2 separate regions of the Homo sapiens genome follow, and region 2 is linked to region 1. A link is an interaction called in ENCODE POLR2A ChIA-PET data of the cell type or tissue named here. Cell type or tissue: B cell. All regions are shown on one strand. Each heading gives the region's core, and the rest is flanking DNA. Links, peaks and the distances in the headings are about the cores only.

Region 1 (4,652 bases), core at 1,078-3,577:
TGGCCTGGGCAATATAGTGAGACCCTATCTCTAAAAATAAATAAATAATGAATAAAAATTAGGAGGAGGAGGAAAAGGAAAAAAATTTTAAATTAAATTAAATTTTTAAAAAGAAGAAGAAAAAGAAAACCCAGAGTATACTAGACGGTTTGTACCAGCTTAGGAAGAAGAGAAAGGCATTAAAATCACCCAAGAAAGAGGGCTATTGCTTCCTTTTACCCATCACCAAAACACACCCCCTCTGGCATCAGGTACACATCTAGTATTTGTATTTGGGAACTCATTTTGAGGATAACACAGCACTGTAATTTGGGATATTATGATAAATATGTTACAAAATGTTCTAATTTTCTAAATAACAGTGGACTTTTGATGTGTATCCAAATCTTCACTTCTTAGTAGAGAGGAACTGCTTGTAACTTCTAAATAACAGTTTTTATTCTGCTTTTAAAATCTCAAGGTCCAGTGTCTATCAAAAATAATCCATTGCACATACATGTTCTCATTTAATCCTGAAAACAATTATGTCTTTCATTAATCTCCATTTTCCAAAAGGAAACTGTATTTCAGAGAAATTAGGAAATTTGCCCAAGGTTGCTGCCCTAAGTGTTAGACACAGAAATTAAAACCAGCTCAAAGGAGTTTTTGTTTTCCTTTCAGTATGTGATCTATACAAAATTTGCTTTTTAAAAAAAGGTTTTATTTTTATTTTATTACATCTTCTAAATATATTTATAATTAGAGTGCTTTAGAGCCCCATGATCTAATAATTTTTAATGGGAGTTAATGACAGACCATAATCCACCTAGCAATATTCCTAAAATGTGATTTATTCTTCCAAGCAAGGGGGACCTTTGCATTACACTATGTGTGCTCAGGAATGATTGCTCCAAAAATTAGAGTGGATTTATAAATAAAGTGACCCTGGAGCATGGTATTTTATGGAATGACAGAGAATCTTGGAAAGTGGGCGAGAAATAATTAGTGTTGACTGTAGTCTTGTTGTGAAGCAAGTATTTTACCTGGGCAACCAAAATGCCTGGCTTTAGCCTAGTACCGCAAATTTCAGTCATATTTCCATTAATATTAAAACAATGACTCACTACTCATTCCTCTAATTGCCAGAAGTCACCTCTCAGTGTGACCTGCTGGGAGAAGCTATCTATTGAGGTGTCAGGAATAGATCTGTAAGACTCTACCACTCTGGCCTCCTCTCCCTGTGGACTCTCTCATGAGGATGAGATGACCACTGCAGGAGACCCCACTGTTTCCCACTGGTTCTCTCCATGGTTACCCACACTCTAGTGTCAGGAAATGGGGTGTTTCTCTCCCCATAGCTACTCTATCCCACATGTGGCCGTCTTAGAAATCAGATGACTTTAAACAAAAAGCCATGTACTGCACAGAGAGAAGAGTATCTTGCACCATTCAAGGAGTTGCAGCCCAGCCTCATAAGAGTCAGAACAAAAAGAATAAGGAAGTGGTCAAGTGCTAAGGAAAATATCTTCTATTTCGGCATCTTCTGCTGGGGCCTCTTGCTCTCATGGGCACTTGCTTCATTCCCTGTCTCTAGAGTCCAGCTGTCTTTATTTTTTCATCCACAGCATGAAAAATGACTATCTCGGTCTGTCTTGGTTCCCTCCCCATTTTCTCTCACAGGCATATTCCCTAATACATTCCTTGCACATTTAATGCCATCTTGATTCTGTCTTTTAAGAGGACTCAGACTAACACATCCAGCATCAATACATTCTGGATTATTTAGTTTAAAAAAAAAAATACCACGCGAAGGGAATAGCCCAGAGCAGTCACTGAGTACAGCCTCCCTCCACCATGAAGTAAAATTCATGCCTGTGGCCCCTCCTACAGTCCTCAGGGTTCCTTCATAAACAATAGGGGAAAAAAACTCTCCAAGAAGAAGCAACAATGTAGGGGCATAACACAGCCTAAATTCATAGAGGAACGAACAGATTCCCCTTCAAAGTTGTGAAAAGATTACCCAATTTATATGATCAAACACGTAATTTCTTGACCTAAAACAACTGTATTTCAGTTATTTTACTGTATTCAATTTTCTCTCAAGAACAATGGGTGGACACTTCATGTATATTTGCATAATTTAAACACAAAGTGGTGGCTCTCCCAGAACAGAGAACAGTAGACTTTTGAGTGTATCCAAATCTTCACTTAGCAGGGAGGAACAGCTTGTAACTTCTAAGTAACAGTTTTTATTCTGCTTTTAAAATCTGAAGGTCCAGTGTCTATCAAAAACAATCCATTGCACATACATGGTCTCATTTAATCCTAAAAACAATTATGTCTTTCATTAATCTCCATTTTCCAAAAGGAAACTGTATTTCAGAGAAATTAGGAAATTTGCCCAAGGTTGATACCCGAAGTGTTAGACATAGAAATTAAAACCAGCTCTTTCCAACTCGTAATCACATCTTTCCGCTGCTTTCAGAGATGCTGCTAGAAATCTAGTTTGCTAAGCTTTTAGTAAATGATAATATACGGAGCATTTAAACAAACTTGCTTCTACTTCCTTTTTTTTTTTTTTTTTTTTTTTTTTTTGAGACAGTCTGGCTCTATCACCCAGGCTGGCGTGCAGTGGCGCGATCTCCGCTCACTGCAAGCTCCGCCTCCCGGGTTCACGCCATTCTCCTGCCTCAGCCTCCTGAGTTGCTGGGACTACAGGCGCCCGCCACCACGCCCGGCTAATTTTTTGTATTTTTAGTAGAGACGGGGTTTCACCATGTTAGCCAGGATGGTCTCGAACTCCTGATCTCATGATCTGCCCGCCTCGGCCTCCCAAAGTGCTGGGATTACAGGCGTGAGCCACAGCGCCCGGCCTATTTTTTTTTTTTTTTTTTTTTTTTTTTAAGACGAAGTCTTGCTCTGTTGCCCAGGCTGGAGTGCAGTGGCACCATCTCGGCTCACTGCAAGCTCTGCCTCCCGGGTTCAAGCCATTCTCCTGCCTCAGCCTCCCGAATAGCTGGGACTACAGGTGCCCGCCACCAGGCCCGGCTAATTTTTTTGTATTTTTAGTAAAGACTGGGTTTCACCCTGTTAGCCAGGATGGTCTCAATCTCCTGACCTCATGATCCACTCGCCTCGGCCTCCCAAAGTGCTGGGATCACAGGCGTGAGCCACCGCACCCGGCCTACTATTACTTAAGAATGAATGGGCCGGGTGAGGTGGCTCACGCCTATAATCCCAGCACTTTCGGAGGCCGAGGCAGGTGGATCACAAGGTCAGGAGTTCAAGACCAGCCTGGCCAACATGGGGAAACCCCGTCTCTAATAAAAATACAAAAATTAGCCGGGCGTGGTGGCGGGTGCCTGTAATCCCACCCACTCAGGAGGCTGAGGCAGGAAAATCGCTTAAACCAGAGGCAGAGGTTGCAGTGAGCCAAGATCATGCCACTGCACTCCAGCCTGGGTGACAGAGCAAGACTCCGTCTCAAAAAAAAAAAAAAAAAGGTCTGCAAACAACTTGGTCAAAATAGTTGAATAAACAGAAATGTTTGCCAACATATACTGCTTAAGTTTCTGACACATTGAAGGGGGAAAAAGCCTTTTTTTCCCTCTTCCCCTTCACTGGTGCCGAGCTTTCCCTTGGTGCCCAGTGAGGGATGGAGGTCAGCATGTCCAGGATGAAGCAAATAAATGAATACACATTTCTCACTGTCAAAGAAAGGAGGTACAAATATGGAAACTGGGAAGCCTAGAAAATACCCTCTAGTGTTGCATAGGGATTAGAGGTATCAGTATCAGAGTCTGATTAGATAAGACAACAAATATAGGTGTGTGTGTGTGTGTGTGTGTGTGTGTGTGTGTGTGTGTGTGTGCATGCGCGCGCGCACATGCTAGTTCTGTCCACTGAGATGGCCTAGAAGCAATGAGACATTCTGATAACAACAAACATATTAAGATCTTGGTTTCTAAATACCATTATCTGCTAAAAGGAACCAGGGCTCCTTAAAGAAATGGCTGACTCCAGGGCTGAAGAAGGGAGAATACAAGGATGGGCTTGGAACATTTTATGACATCAGAAAGTAAAGAAATGCTCAAGGAATGACGGGCACACGTCTGTGAGACAGTAACCAGCTTAAAGGGACTCCCACTGGCCAAGCCTGGGACAATTTCAATATCAAGATAAATAATGATAATAACAGATTGTAACTCTGTGAATAAAAAAGGATTCTTGAGTCCATACTGATATCAATAATTAATAGGAGAGAAAGGAAACTCTATCCCACCTAATAAATCTAGAAGGAATAAGACAGAAAATTCCCATTTGGTAATCATCAGAGTAATAATATTCAGGTTAGAATCATTAATCAATGCTAAAACTGGTGAATGTTTGATGAGAAACAAGATTTACACGATTGCATTCAAAGATTCTTGCCACAAAATAATTACTAATTACTTTAAAATGGAGAACCTGGCAAACACCATCTTATCTAAATGATAAACGTTAACATCACCATTAATGGAACAAGTCTACATCATGTGCCTTCTGGTATGCTGCACTGAGACTAGCACAGCATTATTCCTGTGATATTCCTGCCAAATGCATAAATTATAAACAGTAAACAATCCCCACCTGCCAAATTGAAGGAAATTCTCAAAAGTAACTGGCCTGGGCTC
Region 2 (4,004 bases), core at 1,322-3,821, 180 kb before region 1:
TGGATCACCTGAGGTCAGGCATTTGAGACCAGCCTGGCCAACATTGTGAAACCCTGTCTCTACTAAAAATACAAAAAGTAGCTGGGCATGGTGGTGCATGCCTGTAATCCCAGCTGCTCGGGAGGCTGAGGCAGGAGAGTTGCTTGAACCCAGGAGGCGGAGGTTGCAGTGAGCTGAGATCGTGCCACCGCACTCCAGCCTGGGTGACAGATCAAGACTCCATCTCAAAAAAAAAAAAATTAGATGGACTTTCCAGTTAGGTTGAGTCAACTGAGTCTTTCAGAGATTTCAAAATGGTTCTAAGTATGAACCAAAGTCTAGCCTAAGCATGTAGAAGGCAAGTAGCCAAGTGACCACTTCAATATAATTTCTGATAATCCCTAATTCAGTGAGTGACCAATGATCACACAGGCTACCTTCACATCTGCAATCCTGTTTGCAGGTAACATAGTAAAATAGCAGGACTCACTACTAACCAAATGTGGCTTGCTGACAAAATGGTTAAGACCATGTTAATACAGTAACCAAACTGTTGTGCCTACAGAAGGCAAGAATTTCTTACATAATTGCTATACATATATATCTTCTAAATTGTAAAGAAAATACTAAAGTCAGCATGCATGCAATGAAAGTAAAAATGCAAATAGAAACTCAGATGTTCTTATATCAAAGGCTAATCACATTGCTTCTAGATCTGAAGTGTATGAACCAAATTTTTAAAGAAATGGTACGAAGCCAAAAGTACAAACAACATCAGAAATAATACACATAAATGAGAGCAAAAACTCTAAATCTGCTTTGATAAATCATCAGAATGTATCTTCTTCAAGCAGTATGTGAAACTTCAGTTTGGGAGACCATTTTGTAAAACAGCCTTCCAAATCTTCAAGTCCAAAAGTTGAAGAGAAGTCTGTCTTTTCAGTTACTACTGGAGAGGAAGAAAAGCCTAATAACTCAGTGACATCAACTGTACTGGTATTACAGTAGAGCTAGCCAAAAAGTATCTTTGAAATGAGCATCTACTTAGTATCATAGAAGTGCAGAACAGTGACTAGAGAAAAAAATCTAGGAACTAACTCTGATGAGAAATTATTGTTCCTGCACAGTAGCCAACTTTTAAAAGTAAACTATAAATAAGTAATAAAAGTCCACAAACCCTTTCTTAAATCCTTGGGGCAGGGTATGTTTTGGAATTCAGAATTTTATGGATTTTAGGAAGGTAACACTGCACTATATATTTTGTAGAACACCCAGGAGGAATTCATGTGGCATGTCATTAACAGCCTAATATTTCCATAGCAAAGCATATACATTTGTGTCAGACAAATAAATACTACTGACACCTTTACATCAGTTCAAATTTTGCTGCCAAATTAATTCATCTCAAACTTTTTAAAAAACTTCCAGCTTCCAGAGCTTTGGGATTTCAGAAATATAGCTTAAAAGATTATAGCCTACAATAAAGTCATAATAATTATGTTACCAAGTTTCAGAGGTATTTGGTATCCCAGAGGTCCATTCTGTAAAGATAATATTTAGCCACACAGCACTTGGCCACTTATATATTCAGTGTACTTCAAGTCTCTCCAACTTAAAAGCAAGATTCCTAATATGTTCAGTGTAGAAACATTGGAAAATACAAGTTTTTTTTTAAACCTCATAATTCTTCCACCTAAAGATGCCCACTATTAAATTTGGAGTGTCTAAATTTTCAGTCTTTCTATAATAGATACATTAATATAATTAGCAAGAAAATCTCTGAAGTTTTAGTTTATATTTTTGTTTCCATCTTACTAGATACATATAATGCCCTTTCAAGCTGAGAACTGGTCTTTCTTAAATTTTGGTAAATTCTCAGCCATCAGCTCTTCCAACCTGGCTTCTCCACCATTCACATTATTTCCTCTTTTTGGAACTCCCAGTTAGATGTAAGTTGGTGCCTCTCAATTTATGGAGTTGCGCTGTTGCCCAGGCTGGAGTGCAATGGCACGATCTCGGCTCACCCCAACCTCCACTTCCCGGGTTCAAGAGATTCTCCTGCCTCAGCCTCCTGAGTAGCTGGGATTATAGGCATGGACCACCACATCCAGCTAATTTTGTATTTTTTTTTTTTTTTTTTTAGTAAAGATGGAGTTTCTCCATGTTGGTCAGGCTGGTCTCAAATTCCCAACCTCAGGTGATCTGCCCGCCTTGGCCTCCCAAAGTACTGGAATTACCGGCATGAGCCATCACGCCCAGCTCATATTTGTTAATTCCTATTTATTTCTCTGTGATACATCTGGGTACTTTCTTCCAATTCATTAATTTTCCCTTCAAATTTGTCTGGTCTAGAGTTCAACTGACCTATTTTTTTTTTAATTTCAATAATTCCATTTTTTCTTTAATATAGCCATCTATTTCATATCTACCTATTTTTGATTCATGTTTTTTTATGACCATTATTTCTTTTATCTTTTTTAAGGATCTTTAAAATACTTACAATTGTTTTGAAATTACCCATATTTCCATCAGATTTTTTGTGAATTTATCTCTTGGTAACTGTGTTAATTTTCTAAGTAATGGTCTTCCTCGTGTGTTTATAGGCTCAGACATTCCCTCTTTTCCCAGGGGTTCTGTGATAGGCCACCCCTCTTCCAGAGTCCACGACCTCCAAGCTTGGTGCTCTTGTACTAGCTGATAGTGGGGAAACCACAGTTCCTGACTCTGAGCCATCTGGCAGCTCAGCCACTTCTGCATCTTCACTCCAGGTCCACAGCTTTTTAAAGCAACAGCCAAGAGCAGATGTTTTCAGCCCTCTTTCATCCAGTCTCAGCCCAGCTTCAGTTTCATACAGAGCATCTGACCCTAGGTCCCCTACATGTTATTTCTACTAGCTCCTGAACCCAGAGTCTAACTGCATGTTTCTTTTCTGTTCTTGGTCCCTGGAGATGTTTATCTTGTTCTTGAGTATATCTATATCTTTTCCTTTCCTTTTTAAATTTTTAATTGCTGCGTTTCCCTCTCAACATCCTTATGAGGTTCGTACTATTACTATACCCATTTTACAGGTGAGAAAAGAGGTATGGGGCAAGTAGCCAATCTTCCCGAGATCACTAGCTAATAAGGATCAAGGGTCAAACCAGATAGCTGATGCCAGAGACCATGCTCTTAACCACTGCTCTACTGGGATCCATTCTGACCAGAATGCTCTTTAAAATTTTGATACTTTTTTTCCCCCACCTAACTGTAAACACTTTGGACACAGGAAAGATATTTTGTTTTCTTTTTTTGAGACAGAGTCTTGCTGTTACCCAGGCTGGAATGTAGTAGTGCCAGTGCCTCAGCTTCCAGAGTGGTTGGGACAACAGGAACCTGCTGCCATGCCTGGCTAAGTTTATTTTTGTAGAGCTAGGGTCTCACTATGTTGCCCAGGCCAGTCTAGAACTCCTGGCCTCAAGCAATCCTCCCACCTTGGCCTCCCAAAGTGCTGGGATTACAGGCATGAGCCACACCATGTGGCCAGGATTTTAATTGATGGAAGTAAAGCAAAGACATATTCCAGGTAAAAAAAAGCAGCACATCAGCCTCATGTTTTATTTGAGGCTGAATATTCAGTCTAGGCCTGTACCCAAAATAAGAAACATAGTCTTCAATGCCCCTTGTTTTCCTAAGGCCCTTCCCACTTTCCCTGAGTTTCAAGCACTTCCATGCTTGTCCCTGGATACCCAGAACCATCCATGCAAGCTTTCCTCTGGCTCTCTCTACCACCCTCACGCTGCACTAGTATATATTGCCCAGGAAAGGATCTTATTAAGGCATTCATACTAAGTGCATTAGGGGACTTTTGTTTTCCATTCCTTCATAGCCCAAAGCCTTAATCTTAAAGGATTAAATTTGCGAATATAAGTAAAAGGCATGCAATATCATCCAAAAATAACCAAACTCTTTCAATAGTAGATTATCATGATGAAAAAAGAAAATAGTAGCAAAGCTCAATTTTAGGCTGCATTATTAAAAGTATAGGG

What was found. Peaks named below come from ENCODE experiments on the same cell type or tissue, not always from the same donor. Only the 100,000 strongest peaks of a DNase experiment are listed, where the experiment ranks them.
Region 2: POLR2A ChIA-PET joins it to region 1 with 13 read pairs; 3 of 35 experiments call an interaction of 5 or more read pairs at or near these places.

The regions. Positions count from the first base shown.
Region 1 is chr10:73,976,825-73,981,476 of GRCh38, reverse strand. No RefSeq gene overlaps it. Among named protein-coding and RNA genes, the nearest start is that of VCL, 19 kb to the left of the region's middle. In B cell, for the core only: no CTCF peak of the experiment used is centred there; a DNase peak (open chromatin) is centred at 2,516.
Region 2 is chr10:74,155,833-74,159,836 of GRCh38, reverse strand. The region is part of intron 1 of ADK (adenosine kinase); the gene reads right to left. Among named protein-coding and RNA genes, the nearest start is that of ADK, 6.6 kb to the right of the region's middle. In B cell, for the core only: no CTCF peak of the experiment used is centred there; a DNase peak (open chromatin) is centred at 2,766; H3K27ac peaks cover 1,614 bases.